Linked DNA regions of Homo sapiens: region 2 is linked to region 1. The links are chromatin loops, found by intact Hi-C in ENCODE. Cell type or tissue: HepG2. All regions are shown on one strand. Links, peaks and the distances in the headings refer to the core of each region. The heading gives the core; the rest is flanking DNA. Region 1 overlaps WWOX (WW domain containing oxidoreductase). Region 2 overlaps WWOX (WW domain containing oxidoreductase).

Region 1 (8,259 bases), core at 260-8,259:
CTGTTCATTGTCTTAATTAGCTAGATGTTTGTTGGAGCGCATGCAAATTATTTTCTGTAAGCAGACAGATTTATTATCATATTTACGGAGTGACATCCAGGGTTTGTGAGACATCCATTAAATTTTTTTTTTTTTTTAATGTTTGAGATGGGGTCTCACTGTGTTGCTCAGGTGTTGGTCTCAAACTCCTGGGTTCAAGTGATCCTCCCACCTTAGCCTCCCAAAGTACTGAGATTACTGGTGTGAGCCACTGTGCCCAGATGCTATTAGCAAGTATGAACAAATTAGATATTTTCAGTCTACTCTTCTGTGGTAATGATGATAAAACTTCTTAACTTTCAGTCCTAAACCAGCAGTGGCTAAAACTTGATTTTTAAAATTTTTTTCAGAGTTTGGTCCAGATGAAGTTTCTTTCACCTTGCGAACCTTTAGAACGCTGGGCTGCATCATGTGTGTTGTAACTTTAAAGTTAGAATAGCCTAGCTTCGTTACAGTTTTTGAGCCAAAGGACCCATTAACAGAAACAAAACTTTTTTTCCTGCAAACAAATACAAGCTGGCCACACTGGTAAATACCAGTGAAATATATTTTGGGACTGACACTTGCATTTTCTATTGGTACTTATGTCACAAAATCACCTCTCTAACGTGTATTACATGGACCTATATATATGCATACTTACATATCAAAATGTATATATTTTGAGGTATAAAAAGTACGTGCTCAAGGTATTGGTCACTCCTCAATTTGTTTTCCTTGAAACAAAATGAAGGTATAAATATTTCAGCCGGGCGCGGTGGCTCACGCCTGTAATCCCAGCACTTTGAGAGGCCGAGGCGGGTGGATCATGAGGTCAGGAGATCGAGACCATCCTGGCTAACAAGGTGAAACCCCGTCTCTACTAAAAATACAAAAAATTAGCCAGGCGCAGTGGCGGGCGCCTGTAGTCCCAGCTACTCGGGAGGCTGAGGCAGGAGAATGGCGTGAACCCGGGAAGTGGAGCTTGCAGTGAGCTGAGATTGCGCCACTGCAGTCCGCAGTCCGGCCTGGGCGACAGAGCGAGACTCCGTCTCAAAAAAAAAAAAAAAAAATTTCATGCAGGGAATCCCAAAATGTAATTATAGTGTGATGTTGAAATTGATTGTCTTAGCTTAGAGAGCCTACTTTTTAAAACTTAGGGTCTTGTTTCTAAATCATGTGTTGAAATTACAGTGTGAACTGTAGTTGCCATACTCTTTGATCCTACAAATTGTCACCACGATGAATTCATATCTTGTGCAAATTTTACCAGTTCTACGTGAATAGAAGAAAATTACTTTTTCTTCATGTAGAGAAGGGTATTCATTCCTAAGATTTTAAATCCACACTTCCCAATTATGGACTACGCCAGCTTCCTTTACACCTTTGCTTCTTTGTTTTCTTTTCCATACCTAAATGTTACTAAATTTTGCCTTTGAGCCTAAAGCATGTCATTGATGGTTTTTTTTTTTCTAGTTATTCCAAAAGGTCCCATAAATCTGGGGCCATAGCTAACTTACATTTAGTCATTTTCATGGGTAAAACACACTCATATGAGATCATTGCACTTGGGATCTTGAAATGCCTGATTAGTTTCCTTTCTGATTGTTGACCAGACTTAAACTAGTGGGATCTTGGCATTTATCTTTTTAAAAACCTGGTGCTCATTAAGGAAAGGAAAATATTCTGAAATAATCGAAATAACCTTTTGGGCATTGGAACTCCATTTTAAATTAAAAACATTTGTGCCTACTATTATCTTATGCTAAATTATACCCAGGTATTGTAAGTAAAATTATTTTGAAGTTACTTTGTTCTAAGAAACTATGGAGATTCTTGACAGTGTTAGACAAAGTCCTTAAATGACATTATATAAAAATTGAGAATTAGTACCTTATGACTTAACCATTTTACACTGAGATATTATTGGACATTGAGTGTACATGGAAATCACGTGATCAAAGTATTTGAGAAGTAAATATCTAAAGGAAGAGACCAATTTAAAACATTCTAATGAGCATCATCTCATAATTTGGTAATCTCATGTAAAATGCTTATAATAGGGGTGTGTGTATGTTATATATATTTTTAAAATAAATTTGTAATCATGTATACAGTAGTCCCCCCTTATCCGTGGTGTTTCAGTTTTTTTTTTTTTGAGTCAGAGTATTACTCTGTTGCGCAGGCTGGAGTACAGTGGCGTGATCTCAGCTCACTGCAACCTTTGTCTCCCAGGGCCTGGTGATTCTCATGTCTCAGCCTCCTGAGTAGCTGGGATTACAGGTGCACACCACCACTCCCTACTAATTTTATGTTTTTAGTAGAGACAAGGTTTTGCCATGTTGTCCATACAGGTCTTGAACTCCTGACATTAGGCAATCTGCTTGCCTCAACCTCCCCAAATGCTGGGATTACAGGTGTGAACCGCTGTGCCTGGCCCGTGTTTCACTTTTTGAGGTTTCAGTTACCTGAGGTCAACAGGCATCTGAAAATACTAATTTTGAGAGAGAGAGAGTGTGAGAGACCACATTTACATAACTTTTATACAGTACATTGTTATAGTTCTATTTTATTATTATTGTTGATCTCTTACTGTGCCTAATTTATAAATTAAAATTTATCCTAGGTATGTATGTATAGGTGAAAGCATAGAATACATAGGGTTTGGTACTATCCAGTTTTCAGGCATCACTGTGGGTCTTGGAACGCATCTCCCGAGGATAAGGGGGGGCTACTGTCAGTGTGAACCTGATTAGATCTCAACTGAAACTTTTTTGTCACATGAGGCCATCAGTTGAATTTCATGCCTGCATGTAGGTTTAGATTTTAATTACTTTTTTATGGTGTCAGCATAACAAATGAGAGTCATACAAACTATTGTTTAATGACAAAGTGGGTCAAACCCATAATTAAAAAAATTAATAATAGATTTTTGTTCTACTTGAGGTTTTGTAGCATTACGTAAAGCTTGAAAACTTGGAAATTGTTTTACTTAAAACCCAATTAAAATAATTTGATCTTTTGCTTTTACATCATAGAGTGGCACAATAAAAATTGTAATGGAAGATGTTATTTTACATTTTTTTTCTTTTTTTTTTTTTGAGACGGTGCCTTGCTCTGTCACCCAGGCTGTAGTGCAGTGGCGTGATCTCAGCTCACTGCAACCTCCGCCTCCCGGGTTGAAGTGATTCTCCTGCCTCAGCCTCCTGAATAGCTGGGATTACAGGCGTGAGCCACTATGTCCGGCTAATTTTTGTATTTTTCGTAGAGACAGGGATTCACCATGTTGGCCAAGCTGGTCTTGAACTCCTGAACTCAAGTGATCCGCCCACCTTGGCCTCCCAAAGTGCTAGGATTACAGACACTAGCCACCATGCCCGGGGGTGTTGTACATATTTCCTTTAATCTAAAAGCAGAACCATCTTTATATATTTTTATTTTTTTCCACTAGAGGGCTCTGTTGCCCTTTGATATAATTAAACAAAAGAGGCAGCATTGCAATATAGTTCTGTTCCTCTCAGTCCATCTTGCTTTCATTTTGGTTAAATAATGTCTTTTACTTTTCTAACATATCTTTTAGGTCTTCTAATTCTCTGTGATGAAGTTCAAACTGAAGACTGTTACTAGTGTCGTGTTTGTTTCTTTTTCTCTCTCTTTTGTTTTGTTTGTATAAAATGCCAGGGATGAAGGGATCCACTTAATAAAAAGGCCCATTGTGTTCAGGGAGCAGCCTGTTCTGCCAAATCACACAAGGGCATGTGTTTTCATGACATTATTGCTTTTGAGTGTGCTGGCCTAGCAATAATATGATTTTTTTTTCCTAAGTGGAAATTGTAATATTTAAGTATTAATACCTCTGTTTAAGGTTCATTTTGAACGCCTTGGTGACCCTATGTTTTTTTCTTTGTTTTTTGTTTTGTTTTTTTTTTTTTTGTTTTTTTTTTTTGTTTTTTTGAGATGAAGTCTTCCTCTGTTGCCCAGGCTGGAGTGCAGTGGCGCATTCTTGGCTCACTGCAACCTTCGCCTCCCAGGTTGAAGCAATTCTTCTGCCTCAGCCTCTCGAGTAGCTGGGAGTCCAGGCACCTGCCAACACGTCTGGCTAATTTTTGTATTTTTAGTAGAGATGGGGTTTCACCATCTTGGCCAGGCTGGTCTTGAACTCCTGACCTCATGATCCACCCGTTTCGGCCTCCCAAAATGCTGCGATTACAGGCGTGAGCTACTGCACCCGCAACCCTATGTTTTTTTCTAAGAATATAGTGTCCCTTGCCCCCTGCTACAAGCCTTACCCAGTGTTACATAATTTATTGTAATTAAATTGTTTATTAATGATACATTCTTGCTGTAGAAGAAAACGTGTCCTTTTGGGCTCAGTACAGTATATGTTTCTTAAGTAAGAGGGATCATATTAAACCAGCTACTTAATGTGAAGCAGATAGCCAGTGTTCTCCATGTACAATCTTAGGGAGGGTAATTTTTGTTTTGGCTGTGTAATTATGGTTTGAGGCAGCCCATTAATCGCATATTTCAGCTGTCAAATAGAAATTTGGCCCAGAAAGGAATACACTTTGGCTTTACAAAACTGCTTATTTTCAAATTTTTAAATGGGGACAAAAACGAATATGCTATATTATATACTTTTATTTATATAATTTTTTTTTCAGCAACTTTTTCTCTTTTGAAAATGCAAGAGCCTGAAAAACATTGTGAATATACTTGTAACATTGCAAAGCTATTTCACCAGAGTAAAGATATTTTGGTTGTTCATATACGAGTGTGTTCGTTGTTTATCTAATAAATTGTTAAAACTAGATGGCGATTCTGGGAATTATTATAGACTTCATAATAAATAAGATGCTGACAGTTGAAACCCCCTTGACCGTTGCCTGTTTGGTATGACACAGACCTTCTTGGACTTTTGTAGCCTATACATGAGTAGATATGAATCCTCAGCCTTCTCCAAAATAAGGTTGGGGTCACTAGGAGGCCTTCTTGGAAAGATGTCTTAAATTAAGGCACCAGTAGATGGATCAAAAAGCAGGTTCCAATAGCTCGCTTTTAGTTTCTTGCCTAAATTTGTGATCTCCCTTTGGCTTCATAAATAACGGTACATTTCATGAAGAGCTGGTCTCAGTCTACACAAGCCTAACTGAATGGGGTGCATAGGAAGGGTTGCATTGTGTGACAAGGTTTAAATCTAATTGTTTTAAGTCTTTGAGTTATTTGCTCACCAGGCTGTGCTTGATGGTTTTACTTTTTGTGATTTTTGGAGCCTTCATGTTAGAAGCCATAGTCATATGGTGCTCTCTGAAAGCAAGACAAGGTTTCTTCACTAGACTCTAAGAGGAGATCTGAGACAGAGAGATGGGGGCGGGGAGGAAACCTATTTCAGTGTCTCTACTATTTCTACCTAGGTGGAGGATAACTAGCCAGATGAACGGAGCTAAGCCTTTTGTATGAAGTTTATTTCATATAAAGAGGAACAAAATCAGAATCAAATTTCTTCTGTAGTTGCACAGAAACTGAAGTTAAAGCTAATACAATGTTTTTCATTTTTACCCTTACCTCTACAATGTACTTAATTGTTACAGATTCGTATTTATTGATTATCATGTTGTATTACATTGATAGCCGTTTAAAATTTATGAAGATTCCGTACTTGTCATATTTAATTCTCAGCACCGTGCTTACAGCTGTCTTGTGATAATGTCGAAAGGAAAGAGAAGGGAGGTGAGGTAACGTGCTTGAGATCATACAGGTCTTGGGCGGCGGGTGCCTGCAGGATAGATCAAAGGGTAATTGAGTCTGTGCCTGGGGCCCCTTCCACTGTACATGCCACCATCCTGTTGGGAGGAATAACAGCACACTCCTGAATGAGCTCTTTCTAAGCAGCTCATTCATTTTGTTAATCCTGAGTTTGGAATCAACCAATTTATTTAAACCCGTGAAGCCTCGCTCTGTGCCCGGTCAAGTGCTGGGAGTGGCATCTGCGGGGAGGGCCAAGGCAGATGTCATTTCCAGACTGCATTGGATCCTGGATTCAGAAGCTGAAGCTTAGGAGTGGGCATGGTGGTTCACGCCTGTAAACCCAGCCCTTTGGGAGGCTGAGGCAGGAGGATTGCTTGAGCTCAGGGGTTCGAGAGCAGCCTGGGCAACATAGCAAGACCCCATCTCTACCAAATCAAATTTTTTTTAAAAGCTGAAGCTTTCTTTACCAAAACCACTTTGGTATTATGATTGTAAAACAAACATTAAGGAATAAGTCTGGGGGAATGGGAAGTAGCATTCATCAAGCGCCTGTATATGCCAGGTGTTAGGCTAGATTAGCTTGATGTGCCTTCTCATTTAATATAAGTAATTATTTTAAAGGTTATTGTGATTAACATGTATTCCTTATGGAAAATTTAGAAAGCGAAGAAAAATAAAAATAAGAATAAAAGATTTAAAAAAACCCCAATTCTTACCAGTTAGAAGTATACTATTAATATTTAGCATGTATGATTGTAAGCATGTTTTCCCTTCTTTCGTGATTTTTCTATTTAAATTGTGATTATCTTTCTGTGTTGTTAAATACTCCACATCTTAAATGGCTGCATAGTATTCCATTATGTGGTTCCAGCTCTTCTCCCAGTGTGGTACATTCGGGTGGTTTCCAGCTTTTTAATAGCTGTGGAATGGAGAAGCACATTTTGTAATTAAATGTTTGTACCCATCCGTGACTCTTCTATAGTTTTATTTTGTGGAAGTGGAATTGCTGAATGAAGTGATTTGCTCCCCAACCTTAATATCTTGATTTGTTTTGTCAAACTGCCCTGGAAGATTGTACCAATTTGAATGCTCCTTTGCCCAGCATCCTTGCCAAACTTGAGAATTAGAATTTTTAAAAAATATCACTTAAATTTGCCTATCTCTGATGATTAGCAAGATTGATAGGCTTTTCTTATGTCGGGCCATTTGTTTTTTAACGAATTGCCCTTTCATCTTATATGCATGACTATTGGATATGTATCGATTACTAATTGATTGCTTGCCTCATGTGCTATCATTTAATTTTCAAAATGTCCCTTAGAAGTTAATTTATAAAGTGTCTATTACTTTAAGTACCTGTTCAATCCTGTGATCAAGAGGAAATTCACAGAGAAAGAAATTGGCCTAACTCCTCAGTTTGCTTCACTAAAATCTTTTAAGCACACATCTTGTCTATTATGCCAGCTGCAACTCAAATCAAAGGCACTGTTGCTTTGGTACCCGCATTTAAGGAGGGAATACCCCAAAAAACTTAAACTTGTCTGGCTTTGCAATGGTGGTGGAGTCCCAAGATGACACAGTAGGCAAGATTTGATTACTTTGGTTATGCAAATTTCCCCTAGATCTTCTATTAATGACAGTAACAGCGCTTCAGAGCTTTTCTATGCATTCTCTCATTTGATGAGCCTGCTTTCAGGTGGAGAAATTGTACCATTGCTGAAAATAGCTTCGCTGACAGTTAGGGCAAGCTTCATTGGTAGCAAGTTTCTATCTGGAAAGATGTAGGAGAGGAACACTGACTCTGGAAGCAGACGTGACCTAGTTTTGAAACCTGGGATAACCACTTCCTATCTGTATGACCCGAGCAAGTTACTTTCCTTCTCAGAACTCCTGTTCCACCTCTGTGCAATATGGACAGTACTCCTACTTTGCAAAGTTGTTAAAGATGGGAACTCCAGAGTGCCCAGGGAATTGTCTACTCATCATTGCAGGCGTTTAATAACGTGTAGCCATTTCTGGAATGGGAGGCAAGAGGATCGAGTTACCAGTGAAATTAGTTTGGTATTTTCCTAGCTTCCTGGTTCCCAGATCCTCAAGAGGCTGCCATAATCTCTGTGAATTTGTCCTAAAATGACCTGTATAAATAACTGCTTTAGACACTGGCTTGTCTTTGGTATGAAGGAAAACATTTTAGAATTTTTTTGGCTGGAGGTCAGTAGCTTTCATCCAGAAAAGAATAATCAACGGAAAAAAAAAAAAACCACCGAGACGAGGTTATTTTTGTTACAGTCAAGGAACAAAAAGGGATATATTAAACTTGGGGGAAAAAGAGAAGGAAAACTATTATTCTTTAAAACCGTTATACCATGCATCATGGTAACATCTTTTTTACTGAGAGTTCTGCATTAGCACACTTGTTCACCCAAGTTTGTGATAGTTTATAGGACTGCCTGGTGTATTAAGTAGAAATGCTCAACTTTGCTGTCCTATTTT
Region 2 (8,418 bases), core at 278-8,277, 580 kb after region 1:
GAAAGCTGAATAGCACAACACCCAGAGGATTGAGGTTTATTGAAAACCAACCCAAAGGGCTATGGTGAAAATCATCTCAAAAGGCAGAGGGCAAGAAATTGATATTTATTGAGGGCTCTCAGTGGGTGTTGTAGGGGGAAGGAAGTACAATGTCCTGGAGCTAGGCTGCCTAGGTTTGAATCCAGGGTCTGCCAGATGTAGATGTGTGATCTTGGGCACGTTTTTCAACCTCTCTGTGCTTAATCTTCTCCTCTTTAAAGGTGGGCTAGTGATAGTTACCTCACAAGGTAGCTGTGAGAATGAAATAATGATACATAAAGCACTTATAACAGGACCTGGCATGCAGTGAGTATCAGTGGGTATTTGCTGTGGTTATTTAGTTATCTACTTTACATGTACATGTAAAGAACTAGGGATATCTGTATTAAGACAGGGTCTTGTTATGTTTCCTGGGCTGATCTCAAACTCCTAAGCTTAAGTGATCCTCTTGCCTTGGCCTCCCATAGTGCTGGCGTTTCAGGCTTGAGTCACTGTTCCTGGCCTACTTACCTTCTTTTTGATCTTCTGAAGTCACCCCCTCCATCTGACAGGAGGTTGAAGGTCCGATGGCCACATAGGTGGCAGTGCTGGAATTTGAACCCAGGCCTTCCTCCCTTACCTCTCTCTACCTCTATCTCTTCTATCTACCTGTCTCTACTCCCTCTCCCTACTTTTCTCTTTTTCCCAGCCTCCCCCCGATATACTCAACATATATCTCCCTCTCCCTCCACCCACCTGCCTCCCCCACACTCCTTCTTTCCCTCTCCTCTGCAGGGAGAGCTTGGAAACCAAGAGTCTATGAGCTCGAAGGGAGCATGCAAAGGTGCCAGGCAGGCCCTCAAAGCTGGGAAGCTGCAGTAGGGGTTCTTTGGGACCCAGTTAAGCAGTGGGCCCTTGCTCTGAGATGCAGTCTGCTGAGCTGCCATCTGGGGACACATCTTGAGTTTCTCTCCATGATGGCGCAGCTCTCAGCGTAAAGCAGTCTATGGAGTGAGAAGGGAAAAGGCCCCAGTAATAAAAGGCAAAGGAAGCCTGGTGAAGTGACTCATACCTGTAATCCCAGAACACTGGGAGGCCGAGATGGGAGGATCATTTGAGCCCAGGAGTTGGAGACTAGCCTGGGCTACATAAAATTATATATATATATATATATATATATATATATATATATAAAATAATGCAGAAGTTTTATATATATATAAAGTTTTATATTTATATCTATAAAGTTATATATATATATATATATATATTTATTTATTTTCAAGACATGGTGGCATGCAACTGCAGTGTCAGCTACTCCGGAGGCCGAGGCAGGAGAGTCACTTAAGACTGGGAGCTCGAGGCGGCAGTGAGCAGTGATGACTCCACTATACTCCAGCCTGGGTGACAGAGTGAGACTTTGTCTCAAAAATAAAATATAAAATAAAATAAAAAGGAAGAAATAGCCAGTAGTGCTTTCTTGTAGACAGAGAAGCTGGTGAAATGATGTAACCAGGCTGGGCATGGTAGCTCACGCCTGTAATTCCCAGTACTTTGTGAGGCTGAGGTGGGCAGATCCCATGAGGTCAGGAGTTTGAGACCAGCCTGGCCAACATGATAAAACCCCATCTCTACTAAAAATACAAAAATTAGCCAGGCACAGTGGCTCATGTCTGTAATCCCAAATGCTTGCTCGGGAGGCTGAGGCAGGAGAATCACTTGAATCTGGGAGGTGGAGGTTGTAGTGAGCTGAGATTGCACCACTGTACTTCAGCCTGGGCAACAGAGCAAGACTCTGTCTCAAAAAAAAGAACAAAAAAAAAAAAAGAAATGATGTAACTGGTAGGGAGAAAGCCAAAGGTTAGAAAGAGAACATGAATTGAGAATGGAAAGATCGCAGAGGAAGCAGATTTGTCTGCACACCTCTTGCATGTGTATTTGGAGAAGCTCTGTGTGCTGCGGGTCGAGGGAAACACATAACTGGAACAACTGTCCTTTTCCACCATTGTTAAATCCTGCTTTGCTCACTGCAGGAGAGGGGGATTATATAGGAGCTTCTGGAAACAGATGCCTTGGGAGCTCTCCTCCTTTTCCAGAACTCCCACACTTGCTCTTGTAGATCATCATAGGATAACTCTCCGCTCCCTTTCCTAAGAAAATTGATCTAAAAAGTAATTATGGAATCTTGCAGTGCTTGTTGGGATCAGAGAAGGCTCCTCCGATGATGGGATGTTAGGTAGAGGGCTGCAGGGACCTTGCTTTTAGTCAGGAGGCAAATCAAGAGCCAAGAGAGGGAGGGGTGGTCGTGAGTTTTTATGATGTTCCTTCTCTTCTCCGCTCCTTCCTGACAAGAGTCTGTCTCTTTTCTCTGTGTGTCATAACTACCCACATTCACCCCGGCAGCCCATCTACCTTGTTTCTCTCATAAGTCAGCTTCTCTCCCATCTTTCCTGTGAAAATTTCTAACAAAATGGGAGTTAAGGCCGGGCATGGTGGCTCCTACTTGTCATTCCAGCATTTTGGGAGGCTGAGGTGGGAGGATTGCATGAGCTCAGGAGTTCAAGACCAGTGTGGGTAACATAGAGACTCTGTCTCTACACATTTTTTTTTTTAATTAGCTGGGGATGGTGGCTTGCACCTGTAGCTCCAGCTACTCAGAGGGAGGCTGAAGCAGGAGGATCCCTTGAGTCCAGGAGTTTGAGGCTGTAGTGAGCCCTGGTCTCACCACTACACTTCATCCTGGGCAACAGAGTGAGATGCTGTTTTGTTTTTGTTTTTTTTTGTTTGTTTGTTTGGTTTTTTTTGGAAAAAGAAAGAATCACCATAAAAAAGATGGGTAACTCGGAAATTTCAAATGCTTGAATTTCTTGGGTTGGGAAGAATATCCCAAAATGTGTTTCCAACTACCTCACTGATTTTGACTTCACAGGGAGAATATTTTGATTTTTATGCTCTGAGTTGCTGGTACTGCTGTGGGCACAGAACTGGGTATGACAGAACATTTTTCTGAACTATGACTCTGATCTTCTCAATCTCTCAGTGGGAAAGAGTTTTGGAACTTATTATTTTTAAAAACTTGGTAAAAGATTTATACCATAATATTTATCATTTTAACCATTTCTCAGTGCACAATTCAGTGGCATAAAAGGGCATTCCTGTTGTGCAACCATCACCCCTATCCATCTCCAAGTGAACTTGATTCTTAAATCTCCCAGCCATCTGTTTCAATTCACTAGATGTTGTTCCACCCAGCACGTCATGGTGGAAAGGGGCAGGCTGTGATTTTTTTTTTTTTTAACCTCCAGCAGCTGTGTTCCCTGTGGCAACTATGTAACCTCTCTGAGCCTCAACATCTGTCTATAAAATGGAAACAGTGCAACCTACCTTAGCATTTGATGATCTCAACTTGGATCCCATAGCGGGTATCTCCAAAATTTCCTCATCTTGACTACGTTCTGGTGAAACTTAAGATGTCAGCACATGACCTACCTCCCTTCCCTTCTCATTCATCTGCATTTTCACAATGCTTGGTTTTATCTTTTATACATATAATGCACAATACATGTAGTGCCAACAAGAATTATAGTTTCTGTAAGTAGTGTATGATTGCCCACGGATCTTCAGTAACTCATTAGGCACTGACGGGCTGACATGAGCAACAACGAGACTTAGTATCTGTTGCAGCTCTCCATACAGTTTACGAAACTCTAATCCATAAAAGCCGTTTGAAATTTCCATTAGGAGATTTGCACAAGTGGTTAAAATTAGTCATGCATTCTTGGTCTAAACTGCAGGAAGGGTATCTTTACTGTGAAAATGATTATGACATGTTAAAACTGTGTAATAGTAAGCAGACAGTTTTCCGAGCTGCTGGGTGAATTCTGGAAATGCTCTATTATTTTCTCCCTGTTGACTCCTTTCTTTCAGGCAAGACAGCCAGCATGTTGACTTGGAAAACAACTGAGGCTGAGCAGTTTCAGAGCATTGACATTACGTGGCTTCTTTTGTGGGCCACCCCAACTCTTTTATTTTTTTTAATTGCTGCTTCTTCCTCTAAAATACAACTTGTTTTTTTTTTTTTTAAAGAGGAGGAAGCCTTAAAAACCAGCGACAGTCTTGGTTTTCTTAACCTGTCCGCCATTTAACATTTCTAGAAGTGCAACATTGCTTCTAAGGTAAGGGCAAGGACCATGACTTTTGCATGCTGAAAATGAGCTGCCTGGTTTATTGAGTTAGTTATTCCTTTTTAGTGCCGCAGTGTTTTCAGTGTTAGAGAAAAGGCTGTGATTTTCTTTGATATTAAAAAGCCAACCACTTATATTTTCCAAAGCCATTTGCATTCAGTCTGACGGCCGCTAAAAATGTATGTGGATTTTTCATCTGAGAGGTTTTCTCTATGCATATTGTTTACATTTATCAAATGTTGTCCTGCCCAGTACTTTATATTCATTGTTGCTTCCGGACCTAGCTGACAACATGGTCTATATGAAAAACAACACAAAACAACACATAAGAGAGTCAAAGGGACTTCTTTGGGGAGAATATAAAAACAAGCCAAGGCGAAAGTGGCTGTAAAAATGCGTTGTGTTCCCAAGTGGAGGCTCCTTCTTTGTTCTGTCATCAGTTTGTCAGTTGTCAATCAAACCTCCCTTCGCCTCACACGTTTGCTAATGTAAGAAGTGCTGGCTCTGCTCTTAGCCTGCAGTGGTGCAGCTTAAAAATTCTGGGAGGGTTTCATGCAGTAAATACTTAAAGTAACAGAAAAGGACTGGGGAAAAGCTGATGTTGTAGCTGTATGATCACCCATGTAAAACTGTTTATTTAGTTATTTATTTATTTATTTGCTTTTTTACTTCCTTTTCTATGCCTTTGGTGACTTTGTGTAATGCTGTATGTACCATCAGAGCACATACTGCTTTTGTGCACACATACATTGAAAACAAAATGAAAAAACAAGAATAAAACAAAAACCCTATTCCTATTCCTACAATTCTGGTACTTTGCCACAAGGTGGTGGTAGTGTATCTTGAGTAAGGAATATGACCTGCTAGATATAAGCATCTGTTTATTTACACACTAAGGAATGTTTGAGTGTGGAACGTGGTTTAGATGCTGTGCGTACAGCAGTGACTCAGATAGGTGTGTATTCTCAAGAAGCTTTCATTCTAATGACACATACTTTGTCTCCAGTCAGAGTTATGGCAGGTTTTTTTTTTTTTTTTTTTTTGACTAAATTCACCCATATTTGATGGCAAGTGTGATCACAGCATGTTTATAAAAATCATTCTTAATTAAGGCATTTCCATCTTATCAAGCCCCCTATTTAATAAGGATATCAAAAAAGAAAACAGTTTTCGTGCATATGTGTAGCTTTTTAGATTCACTTTTTCCTTATTTGACCCATATAAACTTTGTCTGTCTGTGTCTGTCAGTCTCACACACATCCTTCAACACATCTCTTATTTCTTTCCAGAGCCAGGCTAAAGCACCCTTGCCATCTTCTCTCTCTGCTGTTAAATTAGATGCCTTCTCCAGGAATCTCTCTGGGGGCATCCTGAGCCTTCCCGATTCCATTTCAGATTTCTTTCTGTAATCAAGAGCTCCATCTCTGTTGCTTTCCTGGGGCTCTTCCTCTCCTCTTTTTGAAGCTTTTCATTTCCCTTTATATTCTTTCATTCGTCAACTACAAAGAAGCTGCAGGCAGGAACAAGAGAGCTCAGCACACTTGGTGCAGTCTCTCTGGCTTGGTAATTGGTCCCAAGAAAATAGTTTTTTTCCAATTATGGCAACATTGAAAACTTATCCAGGAGAGGAAAGGCTCTTTCAGCTGCTCTTTCTCGATCCTTGCAGTTTCCCTTTTGACCTGTGGGTACACATGGTACTGACGCAATTGGCACCTCAGATGGTTCTTCCTGACAGCTACCCTTGCAACTGACTCAGGATACAAACTACCTTTTTTTTTGGAGACAGATCTCACTTTATCACCCAGTCTGGAGTGTAATTGACGCAATCCTGGCTGGCTGCAGCCTTGACCTTCTGGGCCCAAGCAGTGTTCCCGCCTCGGCCTCCCAAAGTATTAGGATTACAGGCATCAGCCGTCATGCCTGGCACAAACTGCCTTTGGAAGTGAATCAGTCAGTTGCCTAGTAGGCCTAAGGAGACCATGATCCATGTAAACCATGGAATATTTTAAGCAGAAAAGAACGTATTCCCCTTCAAGGACAAAGTGCTGGAATAATTGACATCCAGGTTATCACAGAGCCTTCCTATAGTGTTGATTCTGATCACTCAAATAATCTTAGTGTTAAAGGGTTTATTTTTATTTTTCTACCTTCTTTTACCACCCCTTACTCCCATCAGAGCACCATCAGTCTTTTGGGAATAAAATAATTCCTCAGATATATTAAAAAGCTATAGAAGCAGAAGTTAACGTACATGCAAAAATCTCTACATTTCTCAACAATTGTGTAACCACTAAATATAGGGAAAGAAGTGTGCAAGGTATAAGACATTGGCCATGCGTCCTTGTCTGTGCCACCTCACCAGGAGCATTGCTCCTTTTTATGCACAAGCATCAGAGGTTCTGGACATCTTCTTGGGCTAGTTGGTATAGCTTCCTTCTCAGCTCATTCTGCAAGGTTTGCTTTGGAAAAGTCTGTGCATCTGAGCTCTCTCTTGCCATATCAGGAACCGAAGTCAGAAATAAAGGCTACAGATGCTCAAAATCTGCAGTATTCAATCTTTTTAAGGCCCAGCATGGTGTCTCATGCCTGTAATCCCAGGGCTTTGGGAGACTAAGGCGGGTGGATCACTTGAGGTCAGGCATTCAGGACTAGCCTGGCCAACATGGTGAAACCCCATCTCTACTAAAAATACAAAAATTAGCCTGGTGTGGTGGTGCACACCTGTAGTCCCAGCTAGTTGGGAGGCTGAGGCAGGAGAACTGCACTCTAGCCTGTGCTAGAGAGCGAGACTCTGTCTCAAAAATATAAATAAATAAATAAATAAATAAATAAATAAATAAATAAATAAATAAAGTATCTGTCCCCAAGTCACAATGCTATTCGGTTGGTGCAAAAGCAATCGTGGTTTTTGCCATTACTTTTAATGGAATAGTAAATAACACTTGATCTTTGGTCTTCTGACCTGAAATCCCATGGCTAGGATTGTCAGATAGAATACAGGACACCTGGCCTGTTACAGTGGCTCACACTTATAATCCCAGCACCTTGGGAGGCAGAGGCAGGAATATCACCTGAGCCCAGGAATTTGAGGCTGCAGTGAGCTATGACTGCACCATTGCATTCCAGCCAGAGTGGTAGAGCAAGACCCTGTGTCTTAAAACAACAAAAACAAAAACAGGACACCTGGTTAAATGTGAATTTCAGGTAAATAACATATTTTTTAAAAATGTATCCCATGCAGTATTTGGAGCATATACTCTAAAAATTTTCTTTGGGATATACTTCTAAGAAATGATTTGTTGTTTATGTGAAACTCAAATTTTACTCGGCATCCTGTGTTTTTATTTGCTAGACGTAGCACCTACCTGTGACATCTTTTTGTTTCTGCCCTGCTGTGTCACAGGGTCTTGGTATCTTTCCTCCTGTGATTCTGACACTACCTTGGGAAATGACTCTGTATCAAGCGTTTACCATCTGCTGAAAGCTTTGCATACTCTGTTGCTTATCATGACAACTGCCCTGAAAGTTGGGTGTACTTGTTACCCCTTTCCAGATTAAAAAACCTAGGGGTCAGAGAGGTTAAGTAACTTGCTCAAGACCTCACAGTGAACTGTGGTGGACCACTGGGATTAGAACCCAGTGAGTTCAGTGGCTTTGCCTCCAAGTGCGTTTATTATTGTCCGCACTCCAAAATGGCTTTAAAAAATTAAAAAGATACATGACGTTGAAATCAGTGACAGAGGCATAAGGCTCCTTGAGGGAAGAAACCAGGTGTTGGCCATAAAAAAATTATTTTTCACAGCGCCCAGCAAAGGGCTTGTATGCAAAGGACCCTCAGTATAAGCTGGTTGTTGACTGATGTGTTTCAAGAGTAAGTCAGAAAAATAAAAAGAAGGCAGGGAAAGAGTTCAAAACTCAGTGTCACTTGCACATCCATTTTGCCCTAGAAGTGTTTTAAATTTTATCAGGCTCATAAACTATGTTTCGAAACGTGAAAATAAATTGGCCCCCTGACCCCTTATGAAGTGACATCATTCATCTGAAAGGTTTATCGCCCTGCGTGTCATTTTGAAGTTCCCTACTCTCCTCCTCGTTCTCTAAATCCATGAAAAAATAGAAATGGGAGGAAGAACTGGAGAGAGGGGTTCTGTGTGTGTGGAATGTGGCTCTGGAAAGCCCCCAGCCCTCCTGTTAACACAATGCTTTTATCCCGTAA

Evidence for each region. Hi-C counts contacts between places; a loop is a spot of excess contacts. Peaks named below come from ENCODE experiments on the same cell type or tissue, not always from the same donor. Only the 100,000 strongest peaks of a DNase experiment are listed, where the experiment ranks them.
Region 2: it touches region 1 in a loop (10-fold over the local background); 2 of 110 quality-filtered maps call a loop at or near these places.

Annotation. Positions count from the first base shown.
Region 1 is chr16:78,119,504-78,127,762 of GRCh38, forward strand. All of the region lies in intron 4 of WWOX (WW domain containing oxidoreductase), which reads left to right. Among named protein-coding and RNA genes, the nearest start is that of WWOX, 24 kb to the left of the region's middle. In HepG2, for the core only: a CTCF peak has its summit at 3,493 (motif pointing right); DNase peaks (open chromatin) are centred at 3,478 and 3,728; H3K4me3 peaks cover 390 bases.
Region 2 is chr16:78,700,835-78,709,252 of GRCh38, forward strand. All of the region lies in intron 8 of WWOX (WW domain containing oxidoreductase), which reads left to right. Among named protein-coding and RNA genes, the nearest start is that of WWOX-AS2, 210 kb to the left of the region's middle. In HepG2, for the core only: a CTCF peak has its summit at 5,037 (motif pointing right); a DNase peak (open chromatin) is centred at 5,097.